Regions from separate parts of the Mus musculus genome. Here region 2 is linked to region 1. A link is a contact called in ENCODE Hi-C or POLR2A ChIA-PET data. All regions are on one chromosome and are shown on one strand. The core of a region is the stretch at or near the end of the contact, and the rest is flanking DNA. Distances in the headings are between cores, read along the strand shown.

Region 1 (7,049 bases), core at 2,918-5,417:
ATCTGTTTGTCTGTCTGTCCCCCTCTGTCCTTCCCAACCTCTCTGGAACAAATTCATTGACATTTCCTGACTAGCTTTTCAACATTCTTGTCTAGTGGCTCTCAAAGTGTTGCATTCAGACTAGGAGAGCCCCCACAATCTGGTAGTGGATTAGATCTGTCAGTTCTCAGGCCCCTCTTAAGACCTCTACTGAATCAGAAACTCTGGAGAGAAGCCAAGCAATGTGCCAATAAGAAGCTGTCTAGTTGGCTGATGTACAGTAAAGGTTAAGAACTATTATATTGTTTTTGATAGAAATTGCACCAGGTTTTTTCCTTCTGTTCTTCCCCCCTCTAGCCAGGGCAGACACTGTTACATCGTCTCAGTTTCATTACCCAAACTTCAAAATGCTTCCATTGCCCTTTCAATTCTGTCACTAACAATCTGTCAAGCTCTAAAAAACCTAAATCTTCCCCAAAGTGGTCTCACTGCTGTTGTGCATACTCCTCCTCCTGACCTCTTCCTAACTCCCATGCCACACACAATCCCTCGACCATCTACCCTGACAGTATCTACACACCATCTTCAGTGGTCAAGAAAAGTTATCCTCTCCCTAATAGATCAGATGCTCCTTAGTATCTCCTCTACTCCTTGATCTAAACACATACCTGGTATTTTAAGAGTTGCTGGTTTATATCTTCACACACAGAAGAAACATTGGTAACTTAAGGAAGGAAGGAATGAAGGAAGGAAGGAAGGAAGGGAGGGAGGGAGGGAGGGAGGGAGGGAGGGAGGGAGGAAGGAAGGAAGGAAGGAAGGAAGGAAGGAAGGAAGGAAGGAAGGAAGTTAGGAAGGAAGGAGTTAGTTTCTGGCAATAATCTTCAAGGCCTCTCACACACACTGTCAACTTCTTTACCACTGAGCTCCTCGCTTAGCCCAGGCAAATTCTCAAAGAATAAAAAGTCTGGAATGCCAAGCTGAAACCCTAGTTCTATGATCTTAGACAAGTTTAGTTCTCAGGAAGCTATCTACCAAAGTGAGGAGATTAGACCACTGTTTGCTTTCAGATTTAATATAATGTTATGGTGTTTTCCAGACTGGTTGTGGAGGCACAGGCCTATAAACCCAGCACTTAGAGAGAGAGGAAGGAAGATCAGGATTTTCAGGCCAGCCCAGGACACAGAGACTCTGTCTAAAAAAAGGAGAAAAAAAAAAATCCCACATTGGAATCATTCCTTATACTATCACTTTGCTTTGCTTATAATCTAATGTGGCAGTTTTCAGATATGTACAGTTAAACAATGCTCACTAGTTAGCTAGGAAACTGCTTGAAAAGGAACCCTGTTTTATTCGATTCTGAACTTTCCACAATACTCATTACCATGCCTTATACACAATAATAGTTCACTGTAATATCAGGAAAACATTCAAAATAACTCTTTAAGAAGCTTTATTAAAGGGGGCTGGAGAGATGGCTCAGCAGTTAAGAGCACTGACTGCTCTTCCAGAGGTCCTGAGTTCAATTCCCAGCAACCGCATGGTGGCTCACAACCATTTATAATAGGGATCCGAAGCCCTCTTCTGGTGTGTCTGAAGAGAGTGACAGTGTACTCACATACATAAAATAAATAATAATTTTTTTAAAAGAAGCTTTATTAGGGCCTTTCAGTGGGGAAAGATGCTTGCCTGGAACCCTGAATTCAGTCTCCAAAACCCATAGAAAGGTGAATGGTTAGAACTGACTCCACAAAATTGTACTCTGATTTCCACATGCACAGCATAGCATCTGTGGTCCCACCAATAATTAAATAAAAAAAAATTTTAAGAAACTTTATTAAGTCAGATGTGGTGGTACATGAAATCCTAGTATCCTGGAGGTTGAGGTCAAAAGATCATGAGTTTGAGGATAGACTGGCCTATAAAGCAAGGCTCTGCTAATAATAATAATAATAATAATAATAATATAGAGCTGGCATAATGGCTCAGCTGGTAAAGGCACTTTCCCCCAATCCTAATGATCTCAATTTAGGATCCTCATAGTAAAAGAACTGACTGTTTCAAAATTGTCCTCTGACCTCTAAAAGAGTCCTAATACGTGCATGTTACAAATACTACATATTGATAGACAATAAAAACTATGATCACTCAGCTGTCACCTGGGCTAATAAGCCACACAAAGTAAAAGAATGAGAAACTGAATCTCACATGAATTTCAAGTGCAGACTAAAATGTCATAAGCCTCAGGCACTCCTACTGCCACATAAAAATAAAAACTCCCATGTAGGCTAAAGAAGCATATACCTGCTCCACTATCGGGGAGACTTCTAGATGCAAGACCATCATCTGCAAACTTTCAAAAACAAAAGGGTGGACTAAGGCTGATACAGGATAATCTGAAGAGAAATATAAAGGGAGGGACAGCAAAGAGAAACTGGAGGGCAAGAGGACCAACAGAATAGCAATAGAACATTAATTACCCTTTGAGTAACGGCAAGGAACAGCTGGAACTCAGTTTTTTTTTTTTTTTTTTTTTTTTTGGCCAACCAGGACCCAGGCATTTGGGGGTGCAAAGACTGCGCCTGACCTGGCCGGGGATGGGGGTGGGGTTGGGGGGGATCTTACTGAGGATAAGACCCGGGCCTGCAGCCTGCTATGTATTATTTAATTCTAGTTAGGAAAATTAAGCAGGGAAGATGAAAATTTTGTGGAGCCTTTGAAGTGTGGAGGAGGATTTGCTAAGGGAGGAAAAGGCAGTTTGTGCTAGTTATTTTGGGGGCAAAAAAAAAAAAAAAATCAACACATTTTTATAGCTGTTCATTTGGAACTCAAATCAAAGGAGGTGTCTTAGATTCTTCACCACCGTGTCAACGCTTTCTCGTTTTATCTTAAAGCCTGAAAATGCTCAAGACCAGCTTTGGAGCAGAGCCAGAAAGTCCCAAAAAGAGGTGATACTGGCTAAATCTGCTCTGTCACCTCCACAAGTCCAGCCAGCCCAGCCAGCCTAGTCCTGACAGCTAGAAAAGAAATGCTAATTATACCTTGGGGGGCTGGGGGGGGGACACCCTGGGGGAGGGGAGTGGGGTTGACGCAGGAGAGGCTTACTGTGTTCTACCAGGGAGCCACAGGGGAGAGCCTCTCAGCTTAAGCCATGAGGCTCCAAGTCTACCTGTGACATGCAGGAGAGCTCTGCAGGGGGAAAAAACGGCTTCGAGAAAAAGAAGGGAGAAAGCACTGGATAGGGAAGCAGCGAGGTACAAAGGTGAACCGATCTTAATAAAACCTTTAGCAAGATCCCTGGCACAAAGCGAGTATTTGGGAGGGAGCCAGTTCACGTTAACATCGCGATTGTTATCACAACAGCATTTCCACCGTACTGACCAGAAGATAATTCTATTCGTAGCCCACTTTTACGACCTTTAAAAGCAACTCTAGATAAATGACAAGTGTATTCCCCACCGCCCCAAATTTAAAGATACAAGGTCAAACCCCACCAGCTCTGGCTGTGAAAGCCCCACCGCCTCTGAGTTAAGAGAGCTGGCCGTGTCACTTGTCAGTTGCATGACCTTGGACGCGACATTTCACCTCTCCGTGCCTCAGTTTCTTTGGCTACAAAGTGGGCTTTAGACAAACCGTGGTCCTGTGGTCCCAGGAGAGAAGAGTGCCTCTGTGGCTTTGGGAAGAAACCCACAGAAGGCGAGTCCAGGCCCCTGTCAAAACTCTCTGGGCTGTGAGGGGCAACGGGGTAGGTGGATGCTCAGCTCTAGGAGCTCCGTGCTCCGCCGTGAGAGGCGGAGAACGGGTGACAGCCTCAGGGGGTTCCAGCGACGGAGGGTGCAGACCTCTGTAGCGACGCCGGACCCCAACAGGTCACACGCTGCCCTCCGCCGACTAGGTACCGGCAGGGGCGCGGGAGGCCGGGCTGAACGCGATAGGCTCGGGGGGCTCAGAGAAGGCCGACCGCGAGGACCCGGGGCTGGTCGCGTGGCCATCGGTCCGCAGCGCACAGAGGAGCGACACCCGGGCGGGCGTACCGCGCGGCGCGCCCTCCGCCCGCTGTGGTAGAGGCGCTCACTCACCTGAAGCGCTAGCGCGGGGCCGTCAATCTACAGCAGCAGCGGCAGCAGCAGCAGCAGCAGCAGCAGCAGCAGCAAGGAGGGGGGGCGCTGCGCAGCGCAGGCGCGCTGAGGATGCCGGGGGTTTACGCATGCGCAACGCGCCTGCTTACGCTAGGAACTACAGACAAAATGGTGGTCAGGCCTACAGAGTCTCTAGCAGCGCCATCTTGGCTGTAGTTTTTCTTCTTGCGGTGTCCCGGAGGCTGTTGCTCAGAACTGCCAGGAGGGGATGTGAAATGTTTTCTCTGCACACCTACCTCTCCCTCATGGTTGAATTATTAGTAAGCTCTTATGGGCCATGACATACTTGTTTTAACAAGGTTTAAAGCTACACTCAAGATCATCTGGCACTCCTGAGCCTCAGGGATTCGATTTCCAGGAATCAAATTCCTAGTCCTCTTCCATCTTTTACAAATGGCAGCCATATTATTTCCTTCTTGAGTAGAACAAGAGAGTTGGTTACTTCACACAAAACAAACAAAAAACGACTGAACATATTATTGACTCAACAATTAAAGATTTTCATTGTTAATTGTGCATATACGAGCATCTGTGCAGGGCAGTGATGTTCATATAAATGTAGCAGATTCCTACTAAAGACAGCTGCAGAATGTTGAAATGGGAGATTACAGACATGAATTCCAGTCCTCTCTACGAACAGTGCACATCTAAACACTAAGTCATCTCTCCAGACTAGAATCAAAACGTTGCCTGCATGTGCTGGCAACTTTTATGTCAATTTGAAATAAAGTAATTTGGGAAGAGAATCTCAGTTGAGAAAAGGCCCCTAGTAAATTGGACTGTGTAGTGTATTTTCTTAGTAATGACTGATAATGGGAGCACCCAGCCTACTATGGGTAGGTGGCCCTGGAGGGGATAACAAAGCAAGCTGAACAAGCCATGAGAGAAGCTGGGAAACAGCACTCCTCTATGGCACAAGGGTCACCATACCTTTGGGAGCTGACTCTTTCACAGGGCTTACATATCAGATATTTATATTTGATTCATAACACTAGCAAATTAGTTATAAAGGAACAACAGATAATTGTGTGTCTGGGGCTCACCTCAACATGAGCAACTTATGTTATTAAAGGGTTGTAGCATTAGGTAGGTTGGCCTATTATCAGTTTCTGCCATCTTCCTTCAGTGAACTGTCTACCTAGAAGGGTAAAATTAAACAAACCCAGGCCAGGCCCAAGCCAATCTGAATGAAGGCAAAACTAGTATTGAAGGCATTTTATTACATGATTTATATTTTTTTTTTTTTAAGATTTATTTATTACATGTAAGTACACTGTAGCTGTCTTCAGACACACCAGAAGAGGGCGTCAGATCTCGTTACAGATGGTTGTGAGCCACCATGTGGTTGCTGGGATTTGAACTCTGGACCTTCGGAAGAGCAGTCGGGTGCTCTTACCCACTGAGCCATCTCACCAGCCCCCACATGATTTATATTTAACTGTTAACAAAGCACTGAACTGCAAGTTTACCCTCAGTACATATTACTGGCTAAATTAGGAAACATTGCCAATGTTCTATAAATGACACAAAAAACAAAGCCTCTCTCATAAAGCTGTGAATAAGCATAAACCATGCTTGGAGCTCAGTACCACTGAGACAGGCCAACACAAACCACTGGCCTAGCAGCTGCTGTGTAGCCCAGAGCCTGCAACTCCTGACTCTAGCTTCTACTTCTTTAGTGCTGAGGTCCAAGTTTTCATGCTTTGTTTTTTAAACGTTCTAGTCATTTTTAAGTTGAAGACATCAAACACATTTTCCATCTTCAAGTTTGAACACTTATAAACAAATGTGATCGGATGTAAGAAAATGGAGGAAGGCACAGTCACCTTTGAGGATGACTGAGCAAAGTGAGATGAAGACATGTTCCAAAGTCTATCTGCTCTTGAAACAACAGTCAGTAATAACATCTTTGATTCTCAAATACAGGCTTTCTTGGAAGCTGTCTGGTTTCCTTCTTCGTTCTACTCTGGACAGTATCATTCTATCTTTGATAACTAGGTGTTAACTGTCTGGGCTTTTCTATGACCACCCCAATTTCCAAATAATGACATGGAGGCATAATTATTTATTTAACCAACTTAATCCACTTTATCTTTTTGTATAGAAAGACTTATGTGTAGCCACAGCTGGAGCCTGGGTCCTCTGAACAGATCTGGTGTGGGTTTTCACAAGGTGATCAGTGAATTCCTGATAAGGAGACTTGTTGAACAGTTTCTTTCCAGAGGTCAGGGGTCAAGTAGCTGTAGGTCATGGAGGGGGCATCAAAGATGGCCTTGACAGAGTTGCCCAAGCTGGCAGCGCAGCCCCTGGCTGAAGTGCAGCAGTCATCTATATTGGCCACCATCAGGGGCTTCTTCAGCACAGTGCAGAGACACTGCTATTGCCTCTGAGGGCAGGGATGAGACGCACCAGCACAGAGCCACAGCAGCCTGTCACCTAGCATGGAACAGTATACAGCTTGCAAACACTGTTGCCCCAATAGCCTCTCTGCACAGGGGTGATGGAGAGCTTGGCCAAAACGATGGTCCCTCAGATGGCAGTGGCTACCTCCTTGGATCACCTAAAGCCAACACCAATGTCACGTGACCACTGTAGTCTCCAATAGTGACAAAAACCTTGAGTCTGGTCCGTTGGCCAGCAGAGTCTGCGTCTGCACTGGCAGGATCTTCAGAACTTCATCCTTTAGGGATGCGCCCAGGAAAGAGTCAATAATCTTGGATTCCTTAATGGGCAGGGAGAACAGGCAGATCTCCAAGGACTTGATCTTCAAGTTCTTAACCAGGCGGCCCTGCTTGGTGATGGGGATCCGTTCCTTGTCTTCAACTTTACCTCCATGATCCTCAAGGTCTCACAGAAGCCACTGCAGCCTCTAATCCTGAGCCCCTGGGTTTTCCCCAAGAAGCAGCTATAGTGATGCTTTTGGCCTCAGCTTAG
Region 2 (7,049 bases), core at 1,680-4,179, 210 kb after region 1:
GACTAGAATTCAGTAAAGACTTCACAAAAGAAGATCTAAAACTACTAAGCAGCAAGCTACCAGAAAGTGTGAGTGAGGAGAGTGGGTGGAAGAAGCTGGTCAGCAGGGCTCCTGTGGGGAGTTAGAGGGGGGTGGAGTCTGTGGCAGGGATTCTTAGTGGGCAGCAGAGGGAGGAAGTTGCCTTTGCTCCAAGTGCCTTTCACCAACAACTAGAAGAAAAAAAGAACAAGAAGAAACAAAATACAGGACAGAATCCTCCAAACTCAATTCATAAAGGAGTGCTTTCTAAAAGCAAACAATTAAGTGTCAATCAGCTCTGCCTAACTATGGATTTAGAATTTAGATCGTCAGCATTCTCTGGAGTCACAGGTGAATAGTCCAGGCAGAGTGACCTGCAAAAAAAGCACACAACCTGGGCTGAGTTTAACTTGCTTAAGAATTTGAAACAAGCAGCTAGTTGCAGTGACTTGGATACACATTGTATTCAACCATGCTTATCTGAGGAGATCAAATAAGACCTGGGGTTTCTGAATGCTTTTCCAGGGAGTCAAAAAACAAAACAAAACAAAACAAAATATATACATATAATATATATGTATTGTATATATTACATGTATATAGTATATATTATATACATATAAAAATATATTTTTTATATTTTTTTCAACTGAGATGTCATTAAAATTTCCTTTGAATAGCATATGTGTGTGCGCATGTATGTTCATGCACTCACCCATTCATGTATGCATGAGTGACGGCCAGAGTTAGATGTTGTGTGACTTCATCTATCATTCTCAGCCTGTTAGGACAGTCTCTAACTGAATCCGGAGCAGGCCAGAGCACTCCTGGGGTTTGCCTGTCTTCACCCTTCCATGTCTCATTACCTGTAACCCCCCTGGGTTACAGCCCACACTGCCACTGCACCTGCCTTGTATGTGGCTGCTGGGGATCCAGGGGCTCGGCAAGCACGTTCTCTGCCAGGCCAGCTCTCCAGCTCTCTCATACTTTCAGATTCTCCCCGTTTTCCGGTTATGAACCTTCTTTTGTAGATCACTATCTTTCATTAAGTCTATTCTGCCTTTTGCTGAAAACATGTGAGTTAGTCTCAGGTACTTTTCTCTCATAGGAGTATAGACACGTGTACAACAGTTGCTCCCTATTTCCTACTCCCTGACCAGCAATTATTTCGCTGGCAGTCTGAGTCAGAGGAATCCTATATGTGAATCCTGCCCATGTGTATAATGAAAGCTTTTGTACATCTCAGTTAGATGCTGAAATAGTCTGTCTCCATACCCCCTGGGGGATGGCTCCTGTACTCCAGAAGATAGCAAAATCCAAGGATGTTTAAGTCCCTGATTTAAAATGGCAATGCATTTGCACATAACCTATGATCATCTCTAGATTACTTGATGTAAATGCTATATAAATAACATTACATTGTTTGTGGAATGACAAGTCTGTTCATGCTCAGGACAAATGTAATTTTCCCCAAAGACTCTTGATCTGCTGAATGCATGGACATGAATTCCACACACATGCCAATACAAGTCTACTTCTACACTAAGCTTATGACCAATCTGGGTTTCTATATTAGAGTGACTCTAATTCTCTAAAAAAAAAAAAAAGGATGTTGAGCTGTAACACCACCAAGAAAACAGGTATAGTAGTCACTGTCCTGCTGTAAAGACAAATTTTATATATGTGTGTGTGTGTGTGTGTGTGTGTGTGTGTGTGTAGTCTCAGGTACTTTTCTCTCATAGGAGTATAGACATGTGTACAACAGTTGCTCCCTATTTCCTACTCCCTGACCAGCAATTATTTCGCTGGCAGTCTGAGTCAGAGGAATCCTATATGTGAATCCTGCCCATGTGTATAATGAAAGCTTTTGTACATCTCAGTTAGATGCTGAAATAGTCTGTCTCGATACCCCCTGGGTATATATATATATATGTATACACACACACACACACACATATATATCATTAACATATGTGTGTGTGTTACTGGGAATACCTAATAATGATAACAAGCACCATTTATTTTATTCAGAGCCAGATACCACATCAATCGTTAGAGCAACGGCCTGGCAGAGAGGAACGTGGGGCTGAGAAGAGCTTTGTGTGTGCTGACTTTGATCTATCTAACTACAGTGCATGGTATAAACGAACTAACTGCTACACTCGATTAGGTGGAAGAATGGAGGAGTTAAAGGGCTCAAACTGCTGTACCAGGTTGCATGGCAAACTGCGTCACCTTGGGCGCTAAATTAACTTCTTACCGACCCCACTTTCTCCCTCTGTGGAATGGGGATCCAGTGGTGTTTCAAACGAGTTGGGGAAGACATAATCAAAGGGCTGAGCAGCGATGAGTAATTCATTTTACCGCGGGATCAGGTCTGATCGATTTAACGGCAGCACCGCGCCGTTTGGGGCACTGGGCGGCGCGCAGAAATCAAGTTTGAAAGTTGGGAGCCTAGGGAACCCCCGCAGAACCGGCGGCTCACTTTCCGATCTTCGGTTTCCCGCCTCAATCCAAATGGGTGGGTTGGCCGAGCTACACCCACCCTTCCCTCCCCGCACTCCTCGGAGACCCTCGTAGGTGGGGAACTCCCACCGCCCGATAGGCTTGGGGCGGGGGCGGGCCGGGGGTGGGGCCTGGCGAGGGTCGGGGCCGCCGCCCACCTGCCGCCGCTCACCTCTAGGCTGTAGTTGCCGCGGATGGCCGTGAAGTCATCCAGGGCTTCGGCCGCGCTTCCCTCGTCCAGGTTCAGTTCCTGGCACAGGGCCTGCAGCGCCTCCCTGGCCGCGGCGACCGCCGCCGCCCCCTCGGCGTGGGGCTCGTCCTCGAACATATCCCCCTCCGGCCCGACGGGCGGCGCGACCGGCTTCGGGGTTTTCTTTTCCCTCCCGGCGAGCTACCCACAACCCCCCGCGACAAAGCGCGCGAAAATCGCCTTCTTGAGCTCGCCTTCCCTTCATCGTCTGCCTCCGCTTTTCTTCTCAAAAAGTCCCTTTCTCCTCTGGAGCCCGCAGCAGCCCGTCTCCCGGAATGGGATAAGAAGATGGACCTCGGACTCTAACGGAGATCTAGCTCGGGCCCTGGGTGGGCAGCTGCGGGGCTCCGGGCCGCGGGGACGGACGTGAGAGAGCGGGGCGGAAGGATCCGAGCCGGTGCTGAGGCTGCCGGGACTGTAGCTCGCGCCCCGCGCTCTCCACCGCGGGTTCCCTGGTGTGGGTGACTTGGGACTGCGAGTCCGTTCACGCTAGTGGGAAGCCTTCTCCATGACACTGTCCTGTGGACCCTAGGTTTGTCAGCTCCCCGGCGCGCCTCCAGCCCGCTCTCACTGAGCTTTGACCCTCGATGGAGGTGGAGGCGGGAGCTGCCGAAAGTGGCTTCTTCACGTAGAAGCGCCACGTCAGAGACTCCCAAATCTCGCCAGAAAGGGATGCAGGGACAAGGGTTTGGGGTGACGGGTCTCAGCCTCACTCCCAGGATTCTGGAAACTGTCCCAGTAAATAGTCGTTTCAGGAATAGAGATGGTCCTCGCGCTTACCTGAAAGGTGTTTTTAAAACCTAAACTAGAACCTGATCGTTTTCACTCAGAATCCTGCACGAGATCATTTTTTGTCTTTAAAATACAGAAAAATAATAGCATTCAGATGCACCAGGTAACTCGTAACCTTGGGAATATCAAGCTAGTTCTCAGTCGCAGGAGGCTTTTCTCCGTGTGTGAAAATGCTATTGTGCATATCTTTGCATACCTTGCTCTTCATCATTTAAGTCTAATTTTAACCTTCTCAGGCCATTACTGAGCAGTACATCTATAAGCTGACACCTAACTTCTATTTCATCGTCTCCATTGTACCTTATCTGAAATTGTCATACTTATTGATCAGCTCTTCCAAGAGAGTTGGATGGTAGGATAGAATCGTTTGCCTTCACTGTATTCCCTGATTTGGATTATTTCTCTTCTACACTAAGGACTTGGGGCAGTGTGTTTGAAAATTACAGAGTAGTCCTTGTTTGGATGAAGGAGTCACTAGAGAAGAAAACAGGGACGTCAAGGCAAGTTATGAAGGAGTTCCTATGCCCCACTAAAGCCTCATGGTATACTCAAAGCAGAGATTTTAACATGTTAATGATGATTAATTTGTTTTGGACAAAATCCACTGCTGCGGGTATGGCCTCGTGGAGACTACCAAGTTTGGAGGTAGTAGAGTGTTGTCTTACATGACGTATCGGAAGGAATCGTTGAATTAAAATACAAAGGTGTACTGCTCAAGGAAGAGTCCTGATATAGGGAGATGGAAAGCTCTCTAAATCCCTAATAGGCAAATGACAACAGACCAAAGAAATAGCTCCAGCCTCATCTAGCTTTAGTGAGACGGTGAATTAGTTTACTGGGGTTACATAGAGGAGTAGCAGGGGTGACTCAAAGGCATTGCATCATCAAAAAGCGCATTCTGTCCGGGGTGACAATTGCAAAAGCTGCATCCTTGGAGCTCCCTGCGTGCACTAGCTGAAAAATCTCCCTACGGAGTTTGGAGGATCTTTTGTAGAAATCTATTTATTTATTTTTTGTCTTTATTTACAGAGCCTACTGTGGTAGAAATCCAAGTGTGTCTGAAGAATCTTTTTCTTACAGCCTTAGCTCAATGATAAGCCAGACCTGCTCACTCATGAAACAGAATGGAGAGGCCTGGAAGGTGAAGAGAAAGCAGACAGGACCAAATGTACTAGGTATTTCTGAGCGACTGAGTTAGGAGTGGTGAGAGGTTCCAGTGACATTGGAAATGATGGGAGCTGAAGAGATGGCTTAGCAGATAATAAACAAGCGCTTGCTGCTCTTCAAGGTGATGTGGGTTCAGTTCCCACCACTGACAGGGCAGCTGGCAGCCATTCATAACATCAGTTCCAGAAGATCAGATACCTTCTTCAAGTCTCAGCAGTTACCAGCCACAAACATAGAGTACACACATACATGCTGCAAAACACTGATATACATAAGCTAAAATACATAACCAGATAAGCTTTTAAAAACAAAAACATGTGAATGGGAAATAAGGTTGGGTTTCCCCATTCTGTTCTTCTAAACATAATACTGGAATAGTCTACTGTACATTATCTCAAGATTATCCCATCATTACTTTTTCTGTAAGAAAATTTAATATTAAAACATTCCTAACATCTGAGGTAGTTCAGTAAATGGCAGTCCTCTGTCTCTAAGCGTGTATGTACTTCATTCTATGAATTTTAACCAACAAATATAAATAAACTAGGCATTGTTGTGCTTGATACCATCTATTGGTGGAATTACTCAAAAAAATAAAATTTTACCTTAAGGGAAGGGGATTCCACACGAAATATGAAAAAAAAAATGGTCATTCCGCTTTTTCTGGTCACTTGTAATATAAACTATATCCCCAGGTTAGCCTCTCTAATCAATCCCCTTACATTTTTGGATTTCAAAAAGAGACTTCATTTCTGTTTCTGTGAGAATCTTGCTGTATACCAGTGCCTTACATAGCGTTTGCTAAACAGGTCAGGGTGATCTTGCACTAGTGACAGTTCTCGACGTCACAACTGCTGGAATATAGGCATAAGACACCAAGCCTGGCTTGTTTTCTCACATTTTAAGTACGGAAATTTAAAGATGAATATCTTTCCCTATAGGTTTGTTTCTACCCTGAGAATGGAACAATTCATGAAATCAAATCAAGGACTGAAAAAAAGGTTCACAAATAAATACCAGTTTTTATATAACTTCATTATCTTTACAGTATAGGAGGGACCAAAAATGTACAGTATACTAACTTTGGGAATGAAGTGGCCAGTCTATGAATTTGATAAAATAGTAGAGGCTCAGTAGTACTAAAAGCATATATGGTTGCATGAATGCCAAGTCCTGCATGGCCTTAGAAGGGAGGGTATGACATGGTTTCCCACATCTGGAGCAGAACCAGTAGGACCTGGGCCTCCATGAGTATTGACAGTTATGGGGCATGAGGCTTATTTGTATAATGTATATATTTTGCTTCATGGTCTCCTTCAGGAAATATTCTTTCTGCTAATATTAATGCCTCCATGATAATTAGAAACAGGAGTTTTGAGGCAAAAATAGTAAATGCTGTGACCTTTAGGACAGCCCTTAAGGCTGTGGGAAAGAATTCTGAAAACATGAGTTCAAAAGTATATAATTTCTCAACTATGCAAAATATAAGGATGCAATATGAATTGTATGAGGGGCTTGACAGACCTAAAAGAACAAAGGCAGTGGCACTAATGAGCCAGCTTGTCAGGAAGATACAAAGCAGGCAGATTCCTGAGTTTAACATCAGCTTGGGACAAGCGAATATAGGTCTAGGCATGGTAGGTATGGTAATCTCAGGCCAGGTTCCCACCTAGCTAGCTTATTGTCGGTGCTTACAAAGGCAAGCAGATATCTGAATTCATTTGCAATGTTTCAAAAAAAAAAAAAAAGAAATGAAGTTGTTGTCTAGGAATCAAGGGAATAAGGTCATAGTTTGTTGATTTGTAGAATAATCAAGTAGGAATCTGGAGTAAATGACTAAATTGATATGTAAATAAAAGACTGGGTTTTGGTTTGAAATACTGCTTGGAGAGCAAACAGTACTTTTAGACTTTTTAGAGCTCTTTTAGAATTTTTTCTAGCAGCTTTTCTGACTTTGGTCAGAAAACCCATGAGCTATCCAGAGAGCTTTCAAAATTTTTTTTTCTAGCACAAGAGAACTATCTCTTAACAGACAGCTGTCTATAGAACTATCTGGGGAGCCATCTTAAGCAGAACACAGGGCAATCAGCTTTTACCCACAATTGATTTCATCATTCCTCTCACCACTCCCAAATGCCACTTCCTCAGAACCCTCGACCAAGCCGAGGCACATGAGTTTGTTTGGAGCACACATTTAGCAATGGAGATTGATTGTAGAGCAGATCTGTGTTTATTCCCATTTCCAAGAACAAGCAGATTGGAGAAGAATACAGCAGACTAGTCAAGGATGTGGATGTAGGCGCCAGAATACTTGCAT

The links. Hi-C counts contacts between places; a loop is a spot of excess contacts on that map. ChIA-PET counts read pairs that join two places held with the same protein, here RNA polymerase II (POLR2A).
Region 2: a map of T-helper 2 cell shows a loop between it and region 1 (2.4-fold over the local background). The contact joins the promoter of Rbl1 here to the promoter of Ndrg3 in region 1. A Hi-C loop is called at or near these places in 1 of 37 maps with a recorded cell type or tissue (T-helper 2 cell). POLR2A ChIA-PET finds 5 or more read pairs at or near these places in 2 of 5 experiments (both embryonic stem cell).

What each region holds. Positions count from the first base shown.
Region 1 is chr2:156,987,944-156,994,992 of GRCm38, forward strand. Ndrg3 (N-myc downstream regulated gene 3) reads right to left here and starts at 4,168. Exons shown (of 16, transcript NM_013865.2): 1 at 4,056-4,168. It also overlaps the pseudogene Gm14276.
Region 2 is chr2:157,201,605-157,208,653 of GRCm38, forward strand. It overlaps Rbl1 (RB transcriptional corepressor like 1), which reads right to left and starts at 2,930. Exons shown (of 22, transcript NM_011249.2): 1 at 2,696-2,930. The coding sequence starts at 2,851. Mroh8 (maestro heat-like repeat family member 8) reads right to left here. Exons shown (of 25, transcript NM_001039557.4): 25 at 6,944-7,049. LOC115489594 (a small nuclear RNA gene) reads left to right here and starts at 6,640; the gene lies at 6,640-6,703.